3 separate regions of the Homo sapiens genome follow, and regions 2 and 3 are each linked to region 1. The links are chromatin loops, found by intact Hi-C in ENCODE. Cell type or tissue: dorsolateral prefrontal cortex. All regions are shown on one strand.

The links. Hi-C counts contacts between places; a loop is a spot of excess contacts. Peaks named below come from ENCODE experiments on the same cell type or tissue, not always from the same donor. Only the 100,000 strongest peaks of a DNase experiment are listed, where the experiment ranks them.
Region 2: it touches region 1 in a loop (10-fold over the local background); 22 of 110 quality-filtered maps call a loop at or near these places.
Region 3: a loop joins it to region 1, with 9 times the contacts of the local background. A loop is called at or near these places in 54 of 110 quality-filtered maps.

Annotation. Positions count from the first base shown.
Region 1 is chr1:9,453,671-9,458,670 of GRCh38, forward strand. No RefSeq gene overlaps it. Among named protein-coding and RNA genes, the nearest start is that of LINC02606, 27 kb to the left of the region's middle. In dorsolateral prefrontal cortex, CTCF peaks have their summits at 2,290 (motif pointing left) and 2,493; a DNase peak (open chromatin) is centred at 2,281.
Region 2 is chr1:9,385,903-9,390,902 of GRCh38, forward strand. No RefSeq gene overlaps it. Among named protein-coding and RNA genes, the nearest start is that of LINC02606, 41 kb to the right of the region's middle. RefSeq lists an enhancer at 1-555. In dorsolateral prefrontal cortex, no CTCF peak of the experiment used is centred here; DNase peaks (open chromatin) are centred at 2,679 and 3,067; H3K27ac peaks cover 4,481 bases.
Region 3 is chr1:9,265,209-9,270,208 of GRCh38, forward strand. H6PD (hexose-6-phosphate dehydrogenase/glucose 1-dehydrogenase) reads left to right here. Exons shown (of 5, transcript NM_004285.4): 5 at 1-5,000. Among named protein-coding and RNA genes, the nearest start is that of SPSB1, 25 kb to the right of the region's middle. In dorsolateral prefrontal cortex, CTCF peaks have their summits at 2,084 and 2,291; a DNase peak (open chromatin) is centred at 2,073; H3K27ac peaks cover 681 bases.

The DNA.
Region 1 (5,000 bases):
CACACACATACATACACATATGTGCACATATGCACACACATGCACACACACACACATACATTCTCAAAAGAGTCACAGAGCAGTTTGGTGGCACCAGAGAGATGCACTAGAACAAGCACACAGAGACGTGGAAAGGTTACTATTCACATGAACTTTCGAAAAAGCAATGCCAAGTGCCGCCAGAGGTGGACACAGCCCAGAGATGGAGGAGGGAGAGTGCGTGGGAGAGAGGTCCCAGGTCTGCAGGGCACGCCAGGCCTGAGGACACGTTCACAGATGTGCAGTGAGATGAGAAGGAACAGGACAGAGGTAGCAGGACTAAATGTAGTCCATCCAGTTAAAGGCCATCTGGTCGTCATCTATTCTGAGATTAAGTAATCCCATGGGAAGAGCTAAGCTCTCCTTGCTTTTATAAAATGAGCAGCGCAGCTTACAGAGAGGGCTCCAGGAGGAAGGACTAGGATGAGGAATGAGTTATTCTGCCTTCAACTCCGTCTCCTCCCCACAGCCCTCCCCCACTCCCACCGCCAAATGAAATCTCTGTTGTAAAAATGTCAAAGGACAAAAACTTGCTTAAACCATGCCAAAGGGCATGGTGTGCACAGAGGCCAGTGCCATTCGGGGCAGTGGTGGCCAAAACATGGATCCCCAGAGGACAAAGGGGCCAAGCTGAGCCTTAGAGACCCTCAAGGATGCAAGCGCTGCTTTTGAGGTCCAGGGACCCAGGCTGTTCCAGGAGTGGCCCGGGAACTCCTGCAACCAAAACACCTAGATTATGAGGCCTCCCGGGCTGCCCTGCCCGACGTCCATAGCTTCCTGGAGCGCATGGGTGGGAGGGCACAGTAGGGCCAGCCCCCTGTCCCTGGTGGCATCATCTACAGGGAGAGGTGCAGTGAGACCGGTCACCTTCAGGAAATTTACAAAAGACGCAGGCGCAAGAGCCAACAAAGGAGACTGCCTATGCGTGTGGACGCCCACACCTCCAGGCAGACACTAGGAGAAGGGCAACCCTGATTTGCATCCGTGTGACTTTAACACACATGAGCGCACATGTGCACTCACACCACACACTCAAACATGTGCACACACGTTCATAGGCACGTATATTTTGTGACATAACCCCCTACCCCTTAGTCACCCGGTCAGGGAATCAAGCTCCCTACCTTTCTGCTGAGGCACAAGAATTGCTTGAACCCAGGAGGCGGAGGTTGCAGTGAGCTGAGATTGCGCCACTGTACTCCAGCCTGGTCAACAGAGCAAGACTCCGTCTCCAAAAAAAAAAAAAAAAAAAAAAAATTTTAATTGATTAACTTCCTCTGCTAATCTCTGCTGTTGTAGGATTACAGTTTTTAAAAATTTCTTTGCTGTTATTTTGATGGAGTTTAGAGGAAGGGTTAAGTATATGCATTCATTTGCCGTTTCAAACCAAAACCCCTAAACCTCTGGCCTTTTAAAATGGAATTCCGGGCTGGGCACAGTGGCTCATGCCTGTAATCCCAGCGCTTTGGGAGGGCGAGGCAGGTGGATCACTTGAGGTCAGGAGTTTGAGACCAGCCTGGCCAACATGGTGAAACCCCATCTCTGGCTTCACCACTCAACCCACAGGGTTCCTGGGCTGGGCTCCCTCAAAAAATGCTCTGAGCAGCTTTCACTCATGACCCCCATGCACAGCGAGAGCTAGGGCCATGGAAATTCCGTGCCTGGACCAACCTCGTCTCGTGCAGCGTGGAAGAGGCGCGTAGCCCAGTGCTTGGGTTGGGAACCTCGTCATCGTCTCCTTCACGGTGATGAACAGCTACTGAGAAAGAAAAAAATGTCTTCACGCAGTTTCTTGGAATAGTAGCTGCACCCGCGATTAATAGAGTCTGTTTCGGTAGAAGTTTTTTAGAGAAAGGAAAACTGTCACCAGCTCCATTTTGTCAGGTTCATTTCTGAGGAATCTCTTGACCACCGCGGCTTCCAAGTGGGATCGATGTTGGACTTGCAAAAGGGGAAAATTATTTTTGACTCATAAACTGGAATGGAAGCCAAGGAAGAAACTCGGTTTGTGGCCTGCTGTTGCTAAATACAAAAATTGATTATTTTATGGAAGAAGAGCCATGGCCAGGTCAGCTGTTTTTCCCTCATAAAATCATTCAGCGACCCGATAGGAAACTGCAACGCCTGTGAGTCGTTTGCAGAGTGGTGCAGCTGTGAGAATTCTCCCTGGAAGGGCTGCCCGACCCCTCTCCTGAGCCTCTGAAACTCGGAAGCGAGGCCAGGATGGTGATAAAGGAGGAGTGTGGCGCCCTCTGGCGAGAGTGGGGCTGAGTCCCTCCCAGGAGCCCAGCCTGGGTGTCCCCCTGCTGTAAAGACCCCACGGCGCACAGCCTAAGGCTCAGAGCTTTGCACGGAGTCTGCCCCTTTGGGCAACATGGAGCTGATGTGGTTGCATGTTGGAAGACCTCATTTAGATTCCAGCCAAATTAGGAGAGAGGTGCTTATCCCAGCTGGAGATGCACAGGCGGGCAAAGGGCTGAGAGCAACCCAAAGCTGGAAGGCCAACGGGGCTTAGGCCTCCTGGCCCCAGGTGCTGCCCCGGGAAAAGAGGCCGTAACGCCATCCTACCCAGCCATCGCTGCAGCAGCAGGACCTGTCTCCAGGTTAAGACTGAGCAGACATCAGGCAGCCTCCAGGTTGGCCCAAGCATCTCTCATCTGGAATAAAAGTACTTGTCAAACATCATTATCCAGAATGTCAGGGAAAATAAAAATGAGTTCTAAGGCTTGTGAAAGAGATGGTCTTGGGACAACCCAACACCAGGACTTTTCCTCTGGGTCTGGTGGAAATATTTTGAAAGGCCAAAGAAGAGGGTTCTGTCCTTCCCAGGACCCGACTCAAGGCCTAAAGAAAGTTGTAGGGAGTTCTGGACACGGCACTAATGCTTCAAGAAATCTCTCCAAGCTCGGACTTACTTGCCTGATAATTCCAGGTCTCAGACTGAGCTTCTCATCCAAGGCTGGGTGATTTGATTCCCATAAATCACATCTATCGCTCTGTAGCATTGATAAGGGGCACTCTAGGCGTGAACCTGGAGCCACTGGGAATCAAGAAGGAATTCCTGTCTGTGCCATATGTGTGGTTCAGCGTGGGGGGGGGGTCCTTCCGAACTTTCTGCAGTTTCCTGGAGGGATGAGACACGGCCTCCATTGGGGATTGGGCAAGAATGACCTCCCTGTGCCCTGGCGCTCACACCTGGAGGTTGCTGGCCCACCCAGCCCCTGCAGAGGGTTTGAAGGTCCATGAGTCAGGTCTTGGAAGGCCCAGGGGGGAGCCTGAGAAAGAAATTCAGAAGATTCCATCATGACGTCATCAATCCCCCTGAAGATCTACAGGTTGCATTTACTCCCTGGCTTCAACGCACCACATTTTAGAGAGGTTTTTTGTTTTTTGTTTTCTTGAAGTACAAGAACACCAGTGATGAAACTTGAAAGCATCCTGTACTCATGGTGGATCAGGAAAATAAGAGTTTTCTTAGACTCAGAGTCTTGGTGGGAGTGTTGGTGGGGAGGGTCTGCCCTCTGAACGGGGACATGGTGAGGGGGACTGCACTGAAGCTGTGTCCCCAACTCCTTCCTCCACCGATGCTTCCGTTCCTCATCTCCAAAATGCCTACCGCTCTCACCCTTATCCACTTTTTTTAGTTTTACTTCCGTGGCACACAATTTTTTATTGAGTAGTAATTCACAGGCCCTACAATTGACCCTTTTAAACACACAGTGCTTTAGTATATTTACAGAGCTGTGCGACCATCAGGACAACCCATTTTTGAACATTTTTAGCCCTCCAAAAGAAACCCTACAACCGACCGGGCACAGTGGCTCATGCCTGTAATGCCAGCACTTTGGTAGGCCAAGGCAGAAGGATCAGCTGAGCTCAGGAGTTTAAGACCAGCCTGGGCAACATGGTGAAACCCCATCTCTACTGGAAAAAAAAAAACTACAAAAATTAGCCGGACATGGTGGCAGGTAGCTGTAGTCCCAGCTACCGGAGAAGCTGAGGTGGGAGGATTGCTTGAGCCTGGGAGGTCGAGGCTGCAGTGAGCCATGATCACACCGCTGCACTCCAGCCTGGGTGACCAAGTGAGACCCCGTCACAAAACAAAACAAAACAAAACAAAACAAAACAAAACAGAACAGAACAGAACCCCTGCAACCTGTAACCATCATTCCCCAATCCTACCCCAACACTCACCAGCCCTAGGAAACCACTAATCTACTTTTGAACTCCTGAACTTAAGTGATCCACCCACCTCAGCCTCCCAAAGTGCTGGGATTACAGGTGTGAGCCACCGTGCTCAGCTTTTTTTTGAAATGGAATCTCACTCTGTCCCCTAGGCTGGAGTGCAGTGGTGTGATCTCAGCTCACTGCAAACACTAACATACTTTCTATCTCTATGAATTTGCCTATTCTGGACTTTTTTTTTTTTTTTTTTTTTGATGGAGACAGAGTCTCACTCTGTCTCTGAGGGTTGGAGTGCAGTGGCATTATCTTGGCTCCCTGAAGCCTCAACCTCCGAGGCTCAAGTGATCCTCCCACCTCAGCCTCTTAAATAGCTGAGACTACAGGTATGCGACACCATGCCCACTTAATTTTGTTCATTTTTTATAAAAACAGGGTTTCGGTATATTGCCCAGGCTGGTCTCAAACACCTGGGCTGAAGGAATCCTCCCACCTCAGCCTCCCAAAGTGCTGGGATTCCAGGCGTGAGCCACAGAGCCCGGCCTGGACATTTTATATAAATGGAATCAGAGAACATGCTGTCTTTTGTGTCTGGCTTCTCTCAGTTGCCATAATGTTCTCCAGGCTCATCCACACTGTACCATATGCCAGTGCTTCTTTCCTTTTCATGGCTGAATAATTTTCCACTGTATGGACATAGAACATTTTAATTACCCATTCATCAACTGATGGACGTTTGGGTTTTTTCCACTTTTCAGCTTTTTTTTTTTTTTTTTTTT
Region 2 (5,000 bases), 68 kb before region 1:
CAGTGCTGCTACACACGTTATGTGGGTGTGCCAGGGAGTGCAGGGTGTGCTGGCATCTCCCTGTGTGTCCAGGCCAGTGTGGAGCTTCCTGCTCCAGGCCCCAGGCACAGGCCCAAGTCTCCACACTCACCCACATGCTCTCAATCGATTAGTTTACATCTACACCGAGAATGGCGCCCTGGTGGGTGAGATACCCTCGTGCAGTACACAACCTGAATACCTGTTCAAGGCAGCCCCGCACCACCTTCCCTCCCTTCCCCATTCGGATGGAGTCTCGTGAACAAAAGTCCTGGCTGCTCTTTGGGTCAGTAGAGTCTTCATTTCGGCCTCTCATATGGGTGCGGGGAGCCACAGGGGACAGTGGGTGAGCAGAAGAAGGAGATTTACACACAACGAAGAGGATTCTGTAAGATGGAACCGGCTGAAGGTGGGGAATAGGGCCGTGGGGTGGATATGACTCAGCACACCGTATGTGCCCTACAGATGGGGTGGAGCTTCTGGTTTCATTACGACTGACCAGGGGACCAGGTCCCTGCCATGCAGGCCTCTAATCCAGTGCTCCGGCCCATCCTGGAAGGGAGGCTTCCCGAGTGGGACCTGGTAACACCACGCTGACTCCCTGATCCACAGCCCTGAGGCTCTCCAAACCCTGCCCCCCATGTCACAGAGAGCAGGGCCCTTGAGGGCCAAGCCAGAGGAAAACGGGGGCCACGGGCTGACCCTCGGAGGGCCAACGCCAGCACAGCACATCCCGAGAAGCCCCTGAGCCCCTCCCCCGCTCAACAACAGCCAGGAAGACGCAGGCGTCCTTCTGTCGGGATCTCTGCTGACCTTCTTTATCTAAATGGCTTATTTATTTGTTATTTATTTTGAGACAGAGTCTCGCTCTGTTGCCCAGACTGTAGTGGTGCAATCTCAGCTCGCTGCAACCTCTACCTCCTAGGTTCAAGCGATTGTCCCATCTCAGCCTCCCGAGTAGCTGGGACTACAGGGGTGTGCCACCACACCTAGCTAATTTTTGTATTTTTAGTAGAGTCAAGGTTTTGCCATGTTGGCCAGGCTTGTCTTGAACTCCTAACCTCAGGTGATCCACCCACCTCAGCCTCCCAAAGTGCTGGGATTACACGTATGAGCCACTGCACCCAGCCTAAATGGAATCTTTAGATCCGAATACTCGGTAAGGAATTCCCAAAATCACACCAAGCAGATCTGCAATGGGGAGGGGCCATCCCGCCAGTCCCCAGCTCAGGACAGGGCTCTTCAGATGGAGGGGTGCCTGCAGGCCTTCATGAAAGGGGCTATCCACACTGGAGGCTTTTCTCCTTCCCTTCACTCTCTCCCCTTACACCAACAGTGCACAAAGCAAGAAGAAAATGCCTCTCTGCCCAAGTATTCAATAGTACTGATGTTAGAAGAGGAGCGAGTGAAAGCCTCCTGTGGCCCCAGCTTCTACCCACGTCGTGACACAGAGACTGATCACCAGGCCAGGTGTCCCCTCACCTGTGGGGGCCGTGGAACCAGCTTTGCTGCGCCCCCAGCTTCCTGCCCCACCAAATGTCTCCCCGTCCCAGCTGCGAGGAGGGGAGTCGGAGAAAATACTGGGAGATGCAAGTGGGTTACGAAACAAGGAAGGGCGAAGAAAAGAAGGGAAGACCAGCCGTTCATCCCTCCTCCCCAGGGACAGGAATGGAGGGAAGAATGGGGGTGAAGATGGCCCCTCTAGAAAGGACCAGGACCAGGGCAGGACCAAACCGGCAGGTCTCTTGACTTGTTGCCAACCCTCCCTTCCCCAACACACGGGAAGAGCTAAAACAGAAGCAGAAGGGAAGAATGAAGAAGAGACCAGAGCATTTCAATACACAGGCCTGAGCATTTTACATTTGAAAATGATGGGGGCCGGGCGCAGTGGCTCACGCCTGTAATCCCAGAACTCTGGGAGGCCGAGGCCAGTGGATCACTTAAGGTCAAGGGTTCGAGACCAGCCTGGCCAACATGGGGAAACCCCATCTCTACTAAAAATACAAAAAAAAATTAGCCGGGCATGGTGGCACACACCTGTAATCCCAGTTACTTGGGAGGGCTGAGGCACAAGAATCGCTTGAACCCAAGAGACAGAGGTTACAGTGAGCCGAGATTGCACCACTGCACTCCAGCCTGGGTGACAAAGTGAGACTCTGTCTCAAAAAAAAAAAAGAAAAGAAAATGAAAATGATAGGAAAATCTGTGAGTCAAAGAACAGGGAGAGTAGTTTGACCTTGCACAGCTGGCAGGCAGGGACTGGAGGAAAAATCAAAAGACTCCAGGCTATTCCATAAACCAGCTCCGAAAGCCCCACGCAAAGCCCCCCAGAACACTCCACCTCATTTAATGCTGACAGCACTCCTACGAGGTTGCAGTTCTGTCCTCTTTTTTATAGAGGGGGAAACTGAGGCACAAAAGGGGAAAGGTTTGACCAAAGCGTGACTCACAGCTGTCAGGAGGCAGGGCCAGGGTTCAGACAGAGACTGTTCTGACTCCGAGCCATGCCTTGTCCCCTCAGCCTCTCTGTGCCCCGCGCTGCCTGGCACTGTGTTAGCTCAAGACGTATTTATTCAATGCACGATCTGGAATAAACAAAGCCCTCCCAGCTCGCACATCAGCCACTCAAACAAGCATTTGTTGAGGATGTTGAGGGTGACAAAGGCAGCGTTTGGCCAGCCGCTCTGACTTCCTGGGCCTCCAGGCCGTCCAGGCACAAGCTGATCTGAGAGGAGACAAAAGGGAGACGTCCACAGACAGGATAAGTGTCGAGTGCCCCACTCTGCTGCACCCCTGGGGAAGCTCAGAGGCTGGGGTTTTAGATTTGGGCGTGGCACTTGCTGAATATCTCCTAAGGCCTGGGTAATCTGCTAACATCCGAAGTCCCACTAGAGCCTCTCAAAAAAGGGGAGCAAGTCCCCTTTTTACAGCAGGAGAAGCTGAGGCCCAGAGGGTTCAAGGGCGGTCCAGGGTCACATAGCCTGATTATGGTAGGCAGGGTTCCTCCAGAGCCTCCGTGGGGAGCATCTGGGGCCACAGTGCCTGAAGCTGGAAGGGCACACTTTGAAGCAGCAGCTTGGCCAGCCGGGGTGGAGCTGAGTCATCTGTCCCTGGGGAAGATTTATGGTGCTGAAGTCTTTGGGACCAGGTCGGGGGTGAGGACTAAATTCTGACCTTTTTTCTCTCTTGCCCAAATTCCTACCTAAGGGGCCTAGGGAGTGTGAAAGGAAAATAAATCTTGGGATCCCAAAATCACTAAGCTAAAGGGAAAAGTCAAGCTGGGAACTGCTTAGGGCAAACCTGCCTCCCACTCTATTCCTTAAAAAAAAAAGCTACTAAGATTAAAACAAAAAAAAAAACAAAAAACTAAATGGCCGGGCACGGTGGCTCACGCCTGTAATCCCAGCACTTCAGGAGGCTGAGGTGGGTGGATCACAAAGTCAGGAGATCGAGACCATCCTGGCTAACATGGTGGAACCCCATCTCTACTAAAAATACAAAAAATTAGCTGGGCGTGGTGGCGGGCACCTGTAGTCCCAGCTACTCGGGAGGCTGAGGCAGGAGAATGGTGTGAACCCAGGAGGCGGAGCTTGCAGTGAGCCGAGATCGCGCCACTGCACTCCAGCCTGGGCGACAGAGTGAGACTCCACCTCAAAAAAAAAAAAAAAAAAAAAGGCTACATACCTCCCTCACAATTTGTCCACAAGGAAATTCCTTGTGGACAAAGGACAGACCGAACTCAGTCATCCTCTGCTCACTGAGATCAATGCATATCTGATTGCCTCCTTTGGAAAAGCTCATCAGAAACTCAAAAGAATGCAACCATTTTTCTGTTAATCTACCTGTGACCTGCAAGCCCCCTCCCCACTTCGAATTGTCCCACCTTTCCAGACCAAACCAATGTACATCTTACATATATTGACTGATGTCTCATGTCTCCCTAAAGTGTATAAAACCAAGCTGTGCCCTGATCCCCTTGTATAATAAACATGTCATCAGGACCTCCTGAAGCTGTGTCACAGGCGTGTCCTAACCTTGGCAAAAGAAACTTCCTAAATTAAGACTTGTCTCAGGTACCCTTTGGTTTACAGAAGTCACACCCTAGAAACCGTAGAATCTCATCAGATGGGTTTTAGTTCACCTGATCTAATGTGGCTCACTTTTCAACCTGACTCCAACGTAACATCGCATGACAGATAAAGAAACAGATAAAGAAGGAAATCCGTCAAGCGTGATGACTCATGTCTGTAATCTCAGCACTTTGGGAGGCTGAGGCAAGAGGATCGCTTGAGCCCAGGAGTTCAAGACCAACCTGGGCAACATGGTGAAACCCTGTCTCTATAAAAAAAAATAAAATAAATAGCCAACATGGTGGTCCCAGCATGTCTGTAGTCCCAGCTACTCGGGGAGGCTGAGGTAGGAGGATGGCTTGAGCCTGGGAGGTGGAGGCTGCAGTGAGCCCTAATCACCCACTGCCCTCCAGCCTGAGTGGGGAAATTTGCATCTGTAAAGAATCTCTATTAACATAACTAAGTTTTTACCTCCTTCTAGGCCCTCCCAATCCTGAAGAGATTAACTGAGAGTCTTGCACATTTTAAGGATCTGAGTAGGAAACACTTGCCATCTACTGTCTCTAAGGGCACTCACCCAGGAGACTTTATTAGAAGCTTGGTCTCCACAACCCCTTACCTTGACCCAGACACTCCTTTCTACTGATTCCAGGTTTTTCGATAATATAACTCTTTCAACCAATTGCCAAGCAGAAAATCTTTGAATTCACCTGTGACCTGTAAGCCACGCCCCCACTGCCCCACACTCCCACCCTCCAAGTTGTCCACCTTCCTGGACTGAACCAATGCATACCTCACGTGTGTTGCTGATGCCTCTTATGTCTCCCTAAAACACAGAAAACCAAGCTGTAATCCAAACACCTTGGGCACAGGTTCTCAGGACCTCCTGGGCTATGTCCTGGTCTTGGTCCT
Region 3 (5,000 bases), 190 kb before region 1:
AAGAGGAGACGTGACGTGGTGGGCTGAGGTTAATCAGGGAAGGTTTCCTGGGGGAGGTGATCCTTGAACTGGCTCCCGGGGAACATTCAGAGCATGATTGGTAGACAGAAGGGTGCAGAGGCGCCCAGGGGAGTACATTGCCCCGTGCAAAGCAGGGGCATTGGGGACTGTCTTGAGACCCTGAGGGGGTCAAGCCCCTCCTTCCCCAGCTGCCCCTCCTTCTAGAACCTCTGCACATCTAGCCTCTGGCCCTCCTCTTCACTGCCTCCACCTGCTCCCGCTTGCCATCCCTGTCTCCTCCATCCTGGCTGTGCAGTAGGAATTCCAGGCTCCTCCCTGTGTCTTTGCTGTTCTTCAGACTCCATTTATAGAGAATGAGGGCTGATAACAGGAATACAGTGGCAAAGACTAGACTGTGGAAAGGGTTCCAGAAATCTTTTTTCTTTTTTAATTAAAAAAAATATTTGCAGAGATGAGCTCTTGCTATGTTGCCCAGGCTGGTCTCAAACTCCTGGGCTCAAGCGATCCTCCCATCTCAGCCTCCCAGAGTGCTGGGATTACAGGTGTGAGCTACTGCGCCCAGCCCCAGAAATCTCAGTGCTGTTTGGAGCTCCATTTCTCATTTGATGACTTGCTCTGCGTGGGGAGGTGGGGTCTCATTCCCCCAACTTCCTCAGGGAGGACCCCTGCCCTCCGCTGCTCCTCTGTCCTGCTAGCCTTCCTCCAGGAAGCACACTGGGTGCAGATAATCAGGACATTCCAGAGATCCCCAATTTAAGAGGGTCATTTCCATCTCAGGGGACTCCCGGATGGGTGTTTCCGCTCTCAATAGCCCCTCTTGTTTTACCAGGAAAGATCCAGTTAAATCACCCACTGAGGTGACAGCTCATTAGCGGGGAGAGAGATGGAGCATCGAGTGACACTGGGCCATCCAGGCGGCTCTGCTCCCACCAGACAGGAGCTAGGCCTCACTGGCAGGGGGGCTGCCCACAGCCTTTTCAGGGGCTCGCTTGGCGGGTGACGGGGCCGCAGCCAGGCCTTCTCTCCCTGCCCCTTGGTGACCCCGTGGCTTCCTGTCTGCTGGCCTCTCCTGCTACTTATCACTTCACCACGAACTCTCTGCCTGAGACTGGGGAAGTAAGCGGGTATCTTCTCAGTGAGCATAGGTTGGGGACTGTGATCTTGAGAAGCCATGGGCCAGCAATACCTGCTTTTCTGAAGCCCCCAAGGAGGGCTCTGACATTCTTTTTAAAAACACCACAAAGCAAAATTCCCAGGACATGTGTAGTTTTGTTTGTTCAGTATCCCACAACTTAAGGCTGGGAGATGGAACTCTTGGTTAAGGTCGATTTTTCTGTCTGGCTTCTCCGCACCTTCCACTTGCTCTCTGGATCAGGCAGATATAAACTTTCTAGCGCATTTTGAGAGAGGGCTTTCTTGGGTGAGGGAGCATGGCAAAGTCGGTTTCTCTCTGGACTGTTTACACTTCAAGGCGGTGGATTTAGAGGAATCCTGGCTTTCATTTTCAATGCCAGTCTGAGACATGTTCCCAAGCCGGGGCTCTTGTTCACACCACTTACTCTGGCCACCAACAACAACCCAGGCCAGACAGAGCATCTCTTTTTTTTTTTTTTGAGACAGAGTCTCTGTCGCCCAGGCTGGAGCCCAGTGGCGAGATCTTGGCTCACTACAACCTCCACCTCCCGGGTTCAGGCAATTCTCGTGCCTAAGCCTCCCGAGTAGCTGCGACTACAGGCGCCGGCCAGCATGCCTGTCTAATTTTTGTATTTTAGTAGAGACAGGGTTTCACCATGTTGCCCAGGCTGGTCTCGAACTCCTGAGCTCAGGCAGTCTACCCACCTCAGCCTCCCAAAGTGCTGGGATTACAGGCGTGAGCCACCGCGCCCAGCCAGAACATCTGTTTTTACACCCAGAGAGCGCCCCTCGTTAGGACAGAACCACGGTGCCCAGAGCCAGGAAGCCGCCCTCCTGGCGCCCAGCATCTGAGCTTCTACACGTGATGGGCGGGCTCAGGAGAGGACAGGGAGTCGTGGTGGAAGTTCCACAGCTGGCCGCGTGGGGGGGCCCTTGCACCGCACTGCCGCCTCCTGACTGCCCCTATCCCCGCAGCCCCTGTGCCGGATTTCATTTCCCTCCTCTCTCCCAGGGTACCTGGCCCCAGCACTCTCCCATCTGTTCTTCAGGAACCGACTCCTCTCCAGTTGCAACACCAGGGAGAAAGGGGCCTCCACATGCCCAAGTACCCCTGCAGGATGAAGGGCAGGCCGGCCCTTGATGTGCCATTTCTGAATAATAGTCACTGCCGCCGAGTCTAGGATGTCCTGTTCTAACTCAGCCCTGCCTCGGATGCACCACCGATCTGTGCAGAGTGGGTGTGGGAGTGTGGGTGAGGGTCGAAATGCCAAAGGTCTACTTTCCAGAATCAAGTGCCTTCTGCAAATCATGTTGGAAAAGTCCAAACCTGGAGATGTCCCTGTGCCTCCGCCCCTACCCACCCCTTTTCCTTCAGCTGTGTTAGGAAGGAGAAGTTTTCAGAACCCTCTAGGCTGGTGGCTTTCAAACTTCAGACCATGATCTGCAGCAAGAAACGTGCCTTCCATCATAAATCAGTCCATTTGTTTACAACTGTGTTCCAAGCAGGTTTCATAAAGAAATTCTTAACCTTAGAACCTCGGATATCCTCTATGTTTTAGTTTTCATTTTTTTAAAATGCTTCTTAAAATTCACTAAATTGGGCTAGGTGTGGCTCATGCCTGTAATCCCAGCACTATGGGAGGCTGAGGTGAGAGGATCACTTGAGCCCAGAAGGTTGAAACCAGCCTGGGCAACATAGTGAGACCCCATCTCTACAAAAAGTTTTAAAACCAGGTATGGTGGTGCCCTCCTGTGGTCCCAGCTACTCGGGAGTCTGAGGTGGGAGGATCACCTGAGCCCAGGAGACTGAGGCTGCAGTAAGGTGTGATTGCACTATTGCTCTCTAGCCTGGAAAACAGAGTGAGACCCTATCTCAAAAAAAAAAAAAAAAAAAAAGGAAAGAGTGATGACAACAGCCCAGGGAGCAGCCCCGCTCAGAACCCAAGTCCCAAGTTCCAGCACTGTGTTCCCAGGCAGGCTGTTTGCCTCTTCCTGGTCTGGAAGCCCTTGGGTCCTATGGTGGCGGCAGCTCCCACAGTCCAGGTTCCCTGGTGGGGACCAATGATTCCATCCGCATGGAAGCCCACGTGTGCACTTAGGGGCCCATAAATGGCAGAAGGGCCCCTCCTTTGGGAGACCTTGTCAGTCAGCATCTCTAGGGCAACCGTGATTGCCATTTGTAGAGGGGAAGGAATCAAGGGACTTTAAGCTAGATCAAAATCTGGGGACAAATTCTCCTGCTAACTGCAAGTTAAAATAGGCCCTTCTTACTGAATTTCCCTGTTTGTTTCTCTGCAGACAATGCTTTAGCCCTACTCTTGGGCCCCCAAGTTAGCAGAGTAATCAAAGCTTCCTACCGTTTGGCCTACTATTCCAGACTAGTCCCTCGAGGGGTTCCCTTCCAAAATATGCAGGGCTCAGGCTCCCAATTCCGGGCCTGTCTGCTTTGCTTGTGTTTCTCCTGTCCCTGTTCTCCCGGAGGGCCCAGGTGGAACTCACGACAGGGAGGGAGACGCTTCCCAAAAACCTGCAGGGCTATTTCCCAGAATTTGGTTTTCAAGTACAAAACTTTTTGTCCTGTAAGATATATGCAGCCTCACAGAAGCAGCCTCTGCCTCCACTTTACCAGCTACGTTTTTATCTTAAGCACATGGGGCTCCCTTAGAACTTACTCCACTGATTTAAAAAAAAAAAACTGCCTGGCAGCATCTCAGTGTCAGAGTGAGCACGGCACAGGAAAGGCCCGTGGTGACGAGGGTGAGGTGGCCACAGTGACCGGACGACAAATGAGACTCTGCAAATGAGACTCCAGAGGGTGAAGATCTGCGGTCTCCAGACATCATAGGCCATGTGACCCACTAGGGGCCGCTTACCCCTGGCCGTCCGCTGGCTGAACTGAACGCATTCCCTCTCTCCGCAACTCTCCCGTGAGGCTGCACCCGTGTGGGTAGCACTGGAAGCGGCACTGTTTGCATTGTACATAGGAAGGAAGGAAGTTCTTCCAGCCTCACCAGCACCTGGCAGCGAGTCAGAGCCTGTGAGGGCATCCGAAGCAGTGATGCAGTGTCAACCTCCCAGCTGGTGCCACTCTGCCCTCGGGGGCTCCAAGCATTGTAACTCAGTCATGGGAGCTGCCTCTTTGGAAGTGCAGATTTATTCCTGTAATAATCCTGCCTGCTTTTACCTCTCGTCCACTGACCAGCAAGTGTGAGTCCCGGTGTCAGTCGGCACAGTCCAGTGTCCATCTGCATTTGCTCATGCAGAGGGGGTGAGTTGGGCACTCCCTGTTGTTGGTTTTCCTTTTGCAGCACACTGGGCAGTCTCCCTATAAAACAAAAACCCCACCTTCTGTGCCTTCTGCTTTAGAGCAGAGCTCCCCCTCCCATTTCCTCAGTCTTCCCTGCAAAATCTGTCCACCGGGGAAGGCAGCAGGAACCCTGGGCAGCGGGTGTTCTGGGAAGGCTAGTGACAGCAGATGTCATCCAGGAACAGCCACACACGGTTCTCCAGGCCGCCGTCAGCAGCTCAAGGTGGGGTATGAGTGAGAAGCTGAGGATCTCGCAGCTTGTTGCTGAGCAAGGTGCAACCGGGCTCATGCTGTCATCAGCACAAGACGGGATGGCAAGGGCTTTCAGACGCATTTCCAAGAGTCCAGCAAGCCAGGGGGAAGATGATCCCTTTGCCGAAGTGTACCCTCTAGCCAACTTTTGGGAGCGCTTCTGTTTGCAAAGCGCTGGGGATGTGCCTGTCTCTGTGTGACCCACGAACGGGAAGGGAGAGCACTGGAGTAATGACACTTCTGCTGCTGCTTTGATTCTCAAGGCTGATCTTTAAAACCCTCGCCT